2 separate regions of the Mus musculus genome follow, and region 1 is linked to region 2. Evidence: chromatin loops called from intact Hi-C (ENCODE). Cell type or tissue: heart. All regions are shown on one strand. Links, peaks and the distances in the headings refer to the core of each region. The heading gives the core; the rest is flanking DNA.

Evidence for each region. Hi-C counts contacts between places; a loop is a spot of excess contacts. Peaks named below come from ENCODE experiments on the same cell type or tissue, not always from the same donor. Only the 100,000 strongest peaks of a DNase experiment are listed, where the experiment ranks them.
Region 1: a loop joins it to region 2, with 5 times the contacts of the local background. A loop is called at or near these places in 10 of 42 quality-filtered maps.

The regions. Positions count from the first base shown.
Region 1 is chr11:69,268,468-69,277,023 of GRCm38, forward strand. No RefSeq gene overlaps it. Among named protein-coding and RNA genes, the nearest start is that of Gm40039, 11 kb to the left of the region's middle. In heart, for the core only: a CTCF peak has its summit at 4,015 (motif pointing right); a DNase peak (open chromatin) is centred at 4,054.
Region 2 is chr11:69,430,903-69,433,402 of GRCm38, forward strand. Dnah2 (dynein, axonemal, heavy chain 2) reads right to left here. Exons shown (of 86, transcript NM_001081330.1): 73 at 1,952-2,078; 74 at 157-343. Among named protein-coding and RNA genes, the nearest start is that of Kdm6b, 16 kb to the left of the region's middle. In heart, for the core only: a CTCF peak has its summit at 1,382 (motif pointing left); DNase peaks (open chromatin) are centred at 1,369 and 1,879; H3K4me3 peaks cover 273 bases; H3K27me3 peaks cover 164 bases.

The DNA.
Region 1 (8,556 bases), core at 2,613-5,112, 160 kb before region 2:
AAGAAGCGTGGGTTAACAACCGAGATCAAGAGCCCTTCCCCCACCCCTTGGGTTATTGGGATAAAGGTTAAAAATTGTCAGGAAAGAAAATGATGAAGTCTTTTACTGTGGGTCAAATCCTTGTCACAAGCACCCCGCACACATTCCCCCCCCCTTTCAAAAGATGAAATCTCTCTGGTGGGGTAAATGGGAGACCTTATTGATCGCTGTCAGACTTTTCCCAATGCCCTGCTGAAGCAGCAGCTGCCAAGGCCAAAGCCAAGCACCGATCCCAGGACCCACAGAGAGGAAGGCTGGAGCAGGAACCACAGAAGCCATCTCCTCAGTTCTTGAGTCCGCTGATACCGCGAGTGCTATCGCCACTTCTGCTGAAGGACCTGCGGCCATTTCCAGAGGCAGTGGGAGCTGACAATCAAGTCGCCTGAGTTATTTATCCTGCTGTGGCCACGGCAATCACTGACAGTGTTAAAAGCCCTTGTAGCTACCTGAGGGAGATTCAAAGCTGGACAATGACACTGGGAGGAGACTTTAAACCTGTTGCAGACATCCCACAGACACTTCCTTTCCATTGAGGGGAGCTAACATGGCTGTCTTGCCTACCACTCTAAGACTGGAGACTTTTGGGAGCCTCTGTCTACGCTGTGCCAGCTTCAGAGGACCCTCAGAGGACCAGATCCACTGCATCTTCAGATAGCCCCTCCTACAGGTGACAACCCAGTGAGGAAGAAGCCCCCATGACAGCTAGTAAAAGCACTGGCAGATGAAGGATGCTTCTCTAGCAGCCTGGGAGCCCTCCCTTCTATAAACTACCTAATTTCATCACAGAAGGGTTTTTCTAGTCATCTTTTGTCTTTATCACAGGTAGAACAGGTCAAACTAGTTGCATGAAGTACAGGCGATTCCTGGGGCGGCTAGTTCCAAGCACACTAGCACCCCGCCCCCAGAGGGGTACAGAAGAGCCCAGGCAAGAGCTGTGAGCAGAGACTTCCAAAAACAAGAGACTCCCGAAGACCAGAGGTAAGCCCTTGCCCCGGAAGCACTCATGGGTCCTGACAGCCATCAAGATGCTATCCAAAGCTGCAACACCAAGGACTGAGGGCCTAACAGAGCTAGAGTTACAGCACTGGCGAGCACGGAGCTGTAGCTCGATGAGAAAGGTGTTCTTAAACCCTCGGCATCTCCTTATAGATGCCGGCAGAACAGCTCCACAATTAAATGAAAGCAATCCTCTCCAAAGACAGTGACCATCTCACAGAGTAAAGAGAAACACTTCAGACACCTAGAACACCAGGGGGCGTATGTGAGGCGTTGGTTTCCTTTACCTGATACATCAGTCCTTCCGCAGACCAGTGTCCTCTGACTCAGTCCAGTTTTATCTGCAGATGGCATCAGATCCCGCAGGCGACTGACCCACCATACAGCATAGCTGAGCCTTCAGATTCACTGCCTGTAAATCCCCGAGAAGAAACGCTTACATAGAGAGAGAGACCCACTCACCGCAGAATCACAAGCAATGAGGATATCATGTGGTTTAAGATAAAGCAAAGTCTAACTACAGCAATCTGGAAGCCAGAAGGTGTGATTGATTAGCTAAGGATCCCATGCCTGAATCATGGTAACTGATTTAATATCATATACCAGGATCTGGGCATTTGTTTCATTCCCTAAATTTAAAATGACTTCCTATACCTCCCAGGCAGCTAGTTAGCTGGTTTAGGGCATCATCAAAGAAAATGAAGACGCTGAGTGTGATGGCACATGCCTGGGGCTCTAATACTGGAGATGGTCACACAGGCATCACAAATTTGAGGGCAGCCCACACTTCCTGAAGAGATTCTGTCAGAGGAAGAAGTGGAGGAGAAGGAGAGGAGGAGGAGGAGACAAAAAAAAAGTAAAGAGATAAAAGAACAGTAGAAAGTGGGGCTGGCTAACTCCATGCCAACCAGAAAACAACAGAGGAAGGGGAGGGCAATACCCCAGCTAGACACTATGTGCTAGCAAGGAAAGTCTCCATTACCAGGAGTGTTTACTTGTTTTTGACTTGTTGGCTAATGGGATCGCACAGACCTTCAAGAATCACAAACTATCACCAACCCTCTCATTTACCCCCCCCAAATATGACAGTAAGACCCTAATGATCAAATACACTGTATGAAATCTTTTTTTAAAAAAAATGTAAGAGTTGGAGAGTAGTTGGCTTAGTAGTTAAGAGCACGTGTAGGACCTGTGTTTAATTCCCAGCACCTACATGGTGTCTCACAACCATCTGTTAACTCCAGTTACAGGGAATCTCAGGTACACACACGGTACACATACATGCATGCAGGTAAGCACTCATACATTTAAAAAGGTATTTATGGGACTTAGCAATAAAATCATGGTGTTTTCCTAAAGGATAAAGAAAGAGGGATATCAATGGCAGACGCTCCGTCCGAGCTCACTGGTGCTGCACCTTGGTTCTCTGAGCATCCCCTAACACTTGTAAAACATGACAGCTTGCTTTCTTCCTTTTCTCTGATTATATCATTCTTCCTCCAACACGGAAGCTTTGTTAGAATTTTTAGAGCCAAGTTAAATAGGGGTGATGGTCCTTGTCGTGCCCATTTTAAAGAGGAATAATTCATGGTTCCCCATTAAGGGTAATTCTGACTTTTGCTTTTAAACAGTCTTTTTGTCATGTTAAAGAGACAACCTTTTATTGCTTCTAGGAAGCATTTGAATGAAGAATCCCCTTTGGGTATCCATGGAATTAACTGTGTGTATTTTTACAATAGTTTTCCAGGAGTATTATTGGTTATGCTCACACTTGAGCCTTTAGGAGTGAAAAAAAATAGAAATAGTAAAAAGTGTGTTCCTTTTAAAGTTCTGTTAAAGGGAGGCGAGATGGAAGGCAGTGGTATAAAGGATTAAAGGGGAATAATAGAACAGAAAGGGTTAAATGGGGCGGGAGGTGGGAGGGCTCAGGATAGAGGGGGAAACAGGGGAGGGCTACACTGACACTGTGGCCTTTTGAAAAGCCATATGGACACCTGCTACTGTAGAAGCTTCCTAATATACATAGACATATAGAAAAGACTTTAAATGGAGTTGTCCTATAAAGGAGTGACAATACCCCTGCTAGACACCACAGGCTAACAAAAACCCCAGCACTGGGGATAGGTTCCTGCTGCCTAGTGAGGTCCCAAGAATTACAACTGAGTGCCAATTCTTTTGGTTACTTGACACTAAGACCCTACTACCAGAAGATACCATGTGCTCGAGTCATAGAATACAGAGAGATCAAGCTGGTACTCCCCTAGAAACTTCATCCCTTCTAGTTAGCTTTCACAATACCAGAAAATCCTACACACACTACAGGAGGAGACACGGAATCGCCAGCCGGGAACCCTTCAAACTCTGACAATGGATGGCCTGGCGGGACAGGCCAGCTGGTTCGATGGTAGCACAGATGTCACGGGAGAAGTCAACCACTTTCCGATTTGCACATGAGAATTTAGCATTCCTTATTGCAGCTTTATCAAGAACACTTCCAATCTAGATACAGCTCCAGTGCCTATTAAAGGAGATCCGCCCGTTCTGGTGCAATACCAGCACACCGTGGACAAGAAGCATGGGTAATTAGCGTGTGGAACAGTGTGAAAGACTCGCACAGACTGTTGTGACGAAGAAATCAGACATGAGACTACATGCTGACGAGTCTACTTATGTGAAGTTTAGTCACAGGCAAACAGATTTGCTGGATTGTAAATTTTGCTTGCGTGATGAGTCTCACAACTCGAACTCAATCCCCAGGAGACACAGTGAAAGGAGAAAACTGACTCCCGAAAGTTGTCCTCTGACCTGCGCAGGCAAGACAGTGAGCTTGTGAATATGAATCTGTATGTGCGTGCACACACCCGCACGCGAGTGCGCGTGCACACACACTCACACACACATGTGTGCACATTGAATTTGATTTAATTTTAAGAACATTTATGGACGATGGTAATAGTGATTATCTGAAGAGTGCCTGAGCCTTAACCAGTAGGGGGCGCTGGTGAGTTTTCTAGGTGCTAGAAATGGAACTAACAGGTTTGGACAGCAGTTACTGTGCCTCAGCAAACATAAACCTTCATCAAGATCAGGGCCTATGCGCTTGAACTTGGTGCATGACTCAGTGGCCCAGCACTGCTTAGCATGTGCAAGGTTTAATCACCAGCATTAAAAAAAACAAACACGGAAACAAAACTAAAAATAAGGGCTGAAGCCAGTTGTGGTCCCAACACTGAGGGGGAAGTAGACTTGGGATCCCACCCGCAACCAACTGATACCTGCTGGCAAAGGGGAGCCCATTTCCTCAAATGGGATGTCACTGGGCATGTCAACTACTCCCCACGGCAAGCCTGCGCCCAAGAGTAGGTGGCCAACATAGAATGAACTGTGATTTGTGTGTGGGTGTGGGAGGGTGCATTTTGTCTCACTTTGGTTTTTGTTTTGTTTTATTTATTTTTTTATTTTTTGTTTGTCCTGACTTTTGTGATGTATTTTTGTTTTGAAAGGGAAAGAACATAAAGTTAGGTAGGGAGGCGGAGAAGAACCCGGGAGGAGTCAGAAGAGGAAAAACATTACCAAAGTATGCTTTATTAAAAAAATAAATAAAAACAAGTAAGTAAATAAAAAAAAAAACCACTGGCAAAAATGGTAATTGTAGTGAGAATTGGAGAGCTGGCTCAGCTGTGCATAGTGTGGTCTGTTCCTTCAGAGGACAGGGCTGGGTCCAAGGCCTACACTGGGCAGCTCATACTGCCTGTACCTATAGTTCCCGGGGATTCAGCACTCGCATCTAATCTCTTGGGGCATTTTCACGTATGTGTTCTTATCCATGTAGACACAAATTAAAAATAAAAAGCTTTAGGGGCTGGAGAGATGGCTCCGTGGTTAAGAGCACTGGCTGCTCTGACAGAGGACCTGGGTTCAGCTCCTATCACCCACATGGTGATGGTTGACACACCCATCCGTAACTCCAGTTCTAGGGATTCCAAAGTCCTCTGTGGGCACCATAGGCATGTGGCACACAGACATACACGCAGACAAAACACCTATGCACATTAAATAAATAAATAACATAAAAGTCTTTAGTGACAAGGCCTGGAAGACCTGCCCTGCTGAGGCCATCAGGAAGTGTAGCCCCCTTCAGCCTCTCCCCACTCTCCAGCCCTGGAATAAAATGGCCCGACCCCCCCCCCAGAAAATAAAAAATAAAATGTAAAAAAAAAAATGGGGCTTGAGGAGATGGCTCAGTCAGCAAAATGCTTGCTCTGCACTCATGAGCACCGGGTCCCCAGAGCCATGCAAAGGGGGGGCAGAGCCATGCAGAATTCCTAGAGCTCATTGCTAGCCAGTCCAGTTCACTGAGTTCCAGGTTCAGTGAAAAACCTCTGCCTCAAAAAAAAAAGAAAAAGAAAAACGAAAGGAAGGGAGGGAGGAAGAGAGAGAGAGGAGAGAGAGAGAGAAAAAAAAGCTGGGTGGTTAGATCTCTAACTTCGAGGCCAGCCTGCTCTACAAAGTGAGTTTCAGGACAGCTAGGGCTACACAGAGAAACCTTGTCTCAAAAACTAAAACAACAACAACAATAAATATAATAATGATGAGATGCAGTGCAGTGGAAGAAGACACCTCACATCAGCCCACACAGCAGGTAAGTACATACCTGCATATAAACATACATACCACTCAGTCAAAAATACACTTTCAAAAAGCAAAACTGAAAAAGATTTGTATGTACTTCATGGAACTTATTTGTAATAAAATTAAAAATTTAAATGTTGAGCCAGGCGTGGTGGCGCACACTTTTAATCCCAGCACTCGGGAGGCAGAGGCAGGCGGATTTCTGAGTTCGAGGCCAACCTGGTCTACAAAGTGAGTTCCAGGACAGCCAGGGCTATACAGAGAAACCCTGTCTCAAAAACAAACAAACAAACAAAAAAACAAAAAAATTAAATGTTAACCGTGTATATCCTTTCATTGGGTAATTCTACCTCCAGGAAATCATATTGAAGAAATAATCCTAGCCAAAATAATTCTGTCCAGAGATGGTTAATATGGCAATAAAGCATTCTTGTAAAATACTAAAAGAAAATCTTACCGCACAAACCCAACATCAGCTGATCACGTGATAAACTCATGCAATACATCTCCTATCTATTGCAAGCCTAGGATGTAGGCTAAGGATATAAGCCGGTGGTAGTACACTTGCCTGGCACGTGTACTGAGCCCAGTACCTCTAAAACAATATTTAATATACAGGGTAAATTAAGGTCTAAGTTACAACCATATGCACATGTGTCAGTCTGATTGTGTAGAAAATTAAAAATGTATGAGACTAACTAAGAAGAATAAAAATGGAAAAGGAGACGGAAGGAATACTGTTGTGTTGTTGGCCCCCAAAACACAAAGCATTCACGCAAAGGTTTTGCACTCCTGTCCTTCCCAGGCGTTAGAAGCGAGAGCTAGTGCTAGTCTCTGAAACCCTGGGCTTCTTTATGATGACGATGCTTCTTTCTTGGGCTCAGGCCAACAAACTTATGAATGAGGAGGTTAATAGAAATTGCCTGACCTCTGTGGGTTAGAATTAGAATCTCGACAATGGAACGGGATCCTTAAACATCAAGAAGACTCAAACTAACCCGGCAGTGGTGGCGCATGCCTTTAATCCGATCACTTGGGAGGCAGAGGCAGGTGGATTTCTGAGTTCGAGGCCAACCTGGTACACAGAGTGAGTTATAGGACAGAGAAACCAAAAAACCAAAAAAAAAGACTCGAAAAAGGTCTTCAAGGAAATGATTTTCTTCAAAATCTTGCATGATTTTCGGAGAGCCTGTGAACGAAGCTGACAAAGGACAGATTATGGAGAGAAAAGACCAAGATGTTGACTTACATATGCGGGATTTCACTCGGAAAGTGGCTCAGCTCACTCAGTGCTGGTGGGGCCTCCGAGACCTGACTTAAAGGGACAGAGGAAAGGCTCAGTGAGTCCGAGCCGTGGCTGCTGAAGCAGAGGACCTGGGTTTGGTTCCCAGCACCCACAAGGCAGCTCACAACTTCTGTAACTCCAGTTCCAGGGGATCTGTCACCCTCTTATGACCTCCTTGGGTGCTGCATTGGTGTGCACATAGATACATTCAGGAAAAGCGCAGGTTACATTAAATGCAAACAAATCTTTATAAACCTACTTTAACAGGTGGTATCTAGAGGAAGAAAAATAAATAAATTTCTTTGTTGATAATGGTTAGACTCTTGTGGAGAACAGACAGGATATACGTTTGTGGTGGGTTGGTTTACGAAGAGCTCAGTGGTTTGGAGGGGGTTGCTGGTAGTTCACCCGCTCCTGGCGTGGATGTGCAGCCGTGAAGAGGGGTTTGTGGTTGTTTAAATAGCCAGAAGTTCCTGCTGTTAGACAGAGCAGCTGGGGTGGACTGAGCCTCTCTGTGAGGGCTGTTTCTCAAATATCTTCAGCTCAGAATAATCCCATGGCAGTATGTGGTAATTCGTAGTGGCCTTTTGTTCATATAGACAATATTCTGAAATATTATCAACCTACATCCTCCCCCCACCCCACCACCCCGCCGCCAGTTTCCTATTAGATCTCACTTCACTTATGCTGGTTTGGGGGTTGTTTAATTTTTTTAAAAGACAGCATCTCATGTAACCCAGGCTGCCTCCAAGTCACTCTGTAGCTGAGGGTGACCTTGGACTTCTGATCCTCCTGCCTTCACTTCCCAAGGGCTGGGCTTGCAGGCATGAGTCACACTTCTCTCCGGGGAGAAGGGGACAGATCTGCCTGCCCAGAAAAGAACCGAGTGAGATGGTTCAACAGCTTTTAAGCTTCTAAAATCTAGGTCCTGTGGGGAATAGTCTGGCCAATAAGATGTGACAATATGACTCTTCAGTCCCCAGACAGAAGACAAGAGCTGATGAAGAGAGGAGACTGTGCCATGGGCTGAGTACACTTCCAGTCAACACTCAAGGTCAGGGACAGAGTCAGAAATGCCAGATAGGTTTTCAGATGGTTAAGGGGAAGTTCAAGATGGAAAAAGATCCCAGCCCAGGAACAGCTGGGACTCTGAGGCAGACCCCACAGGGGTGCTGCAGTCCAGCTTGCAACAGAGTCCCAAAGGTCTAGGTAACCCTACAGCATCACCTCCAACGGTCTGGAATCCCAGAGGACATGGCGGTCCCCAGGGTCATCGCTGGCTCTGAGAGCCCTATGGGAGGAGGAATTCAGGGTTCTAGCAAGGATATGCTCAGGTGCCTGGAACTTGATGCAGTGGGAGAAGACTGTGAAAGTGAGTAAGGACACAAATCTACAGGTTTGCACAACTATGGGTTTAGAAAGTTCTATTGTGCAGAATAAGAGAGCTAGGTCAGAAGGCCCAGGCAGCCCAGCAACCCAAAGAGGCCTCTAAAGAAACATCTGACAGAATCTGGTGACTGTTATGGGCCCCCACAGGTCTATGTTTAGGGTGCTGGGATCCAGCCTGTAGTGGAATTTGGAAAGCTGTGGAGATTTTAGGAGGT
Region 2 (2,500 bases), core at 1-2,500:
AGACGAGAGAACAGCAGCCCTGAGAGTCAGTCAGGAAGGAATCTCAAAGGTGGAGAATCTTCAGGGGCTGCATTTGTGAGTGTGTGGGGTGGGTGTGGGGTGGATAAAGGGAAGGTCAAACGGGCTCCGAAGAGGCGGGGGCTGGCAGCCTGGCACCTGGCAGCATGGCCTTCTCCGGGGAAGAGTTGGTGTACCACAGGTGCCAGTCCCGAGGGTACTGCTCAAAGGAGTTCATGAGCCCATGGAAGTTGGTCAGTTTGTCCAGTTCTGTGATATTATCCCAGTAGGCATCTGCCAGCCAACTGGTACATGGATTGTCCATTTGGCCTTCACGATCCAGGACCTTGGGGAAGAGAGAGAAGATGCCTAGAACCCTCAAAAGGAAAGTTCCTAAAATAAAACAACAACAACAAAAGACAAATGTTTGTATTAGTTTTGGGGTTTTTGGTTTTTTTTTTTTGGTTTTTTGTTTGTTTGTTTGTTTTGTTTTTTTGAGACAGGGTTTCTCTGTGTAGCCCTGGCTGTCCTGGGGCTGGCCTCAAACTCAGAAATCCGCCTGCCTCTGCCTCCCAAGTGCTGGGATTAAAGGGGTACGCCACCATGCCCGGCTCTAAATGTTTGTTTTAATGAATATTCCAACTACCCTGATCTGGTCATCACACACACACACACACACACACACATGTATGTACTGATACTGAAACACCTCATTGCAAGCCAGGCATGGTGCCTGTCACCAAAACACCCAGGTGCCAGGCTAGACAAGAAAATGACCAGGAATTCAAGGTCAGCCTGGGCTATACAGTGCATTCTAGGCTAGCATAAGCTATAAAGAACCTTATCTTAAAAAAAAAATTAAGCCACGCTATACCCAGTAAGACTGTGCAATTGCTATGTTTTTTTAAGATTTATTTTTATTGTTGTATATTATTAATATAATGTATAATGTTATTATATTGTAGTTGACTTCAGACACACCAGAAGATGGCATCAGATCTCATTATGGGTGGTTGTGAGCCACCATGTGGTTGCTGGGACTTGAACTCGGGACCTTTGGAAGAGCAGTCAGTGCTCTTACCCGCTGAGCCATCTCACCAGCCCAATTGCTATGTTTTAATTAAAAATAAAACATGATATTTTAAGTTATCTCCTCCCGTCGTGTGTGTGTGTGTGTGTGTGTGTGTGTGTGTGTGTGTGTGTGTGTGTGTGTTTGGTGTTGGTTTTCTGTGAAGCAGAGTGAATGCCTAATGAGGAGACAGGAATCTAAGATGGACGCAAAGCCACCTTTACTGAGGGATGCATGGTGGGGGGGCACTGCATACCCACAACAGTTAAAGTTTAGGAAGCTGATGCCCTCTGGTGGCTTAGTGGCAGAAATAGCTCCAAACCCACCCACTGTTGGCATACTCCTCCCATCTGTTCTTATACTCATGCTTTTAAACGAAAATCTGTGTTTTTCCCTCCACTTTGGTGTGTGTGCACACGCCGCGTGTGCGTGTGGTGTACGTGCAGGTGTGCAAGTGTGTGAAAGGCAGAGAATGATGGTGGGTGCCTCCATTGCTCTTCACTTATTCCCTAGAGATCAGATCTCTCCCTGAACTGGAAGCTAGCCAATTAGGCTAGGTCAGGCTAGGTGGGTGGTAAGCATCTGTCTCCATCTTTCACTGTCCTGCTGAGGTTATAAGTACATGAAACTCAGCTGACTTTTTTTTTTTTTTTAAGGAAGAGAGTCAAGTATACCTGGGTTTCATGTAAGAGGTGATCAGATGACCAGCTTGAAGTGGGTCTCCAGAGTCACGTAACAAGTCAGCCCCTCAGCCCCAGGTGCTCCGAGTACTCACGTTTCTGGGGAGCCTTCGATTCTGCCCTCCCTCTGACTTGGCCTCCTCCACACACCTGCTGCCATCCCCATGTGACCCCCGTGCAGGGAGGTGCCCTCCCACCAACTCACCACACCCCCACGCAGGAAGAAGTTGTACTCATCCATGTTGAGCTTGCCGGACGTCTCCAGGATTTTGGCGCACATGTGAAAACTGAACAGAAGCTTGTGGCGCTCAAAAAGGGTTCGGCAGGTGTACCTGGGAGGCACAGAGGAATGGGCAGGGAAGATGGAGGGGGTGGAGGAATGTGGGGTGAGTTGCCCCGCACGAATGCTCGCTCAGTGGGTAACGGTCACAGCCTTACCCAGGAGGACTGTAGCCAGCGTCTAACCCAAACCTCCTGGAAACAACCAAGGCCCCGGGGGCCTTGAGAGATTGAGTTTTCCCAGTGTCCATCCATAACTAGGCATTTAGTTCCATTAAATAAACAAAACATTGATTTTTCTCTCACTATCTTGCTGGGCACTCTGTAGCCCTGAAGACACAGATAAGTAAGCTATGGTCTAGGTCCGTGAGGAAATCACAGCTCAGCAGGGAGGCAGCGTGCTCTGACATAGGGACCCAGAGGCCGTCATGATGAGCTCAAAGTGGTGTCTAGGGAACTGAAAGGCATGGTGCCC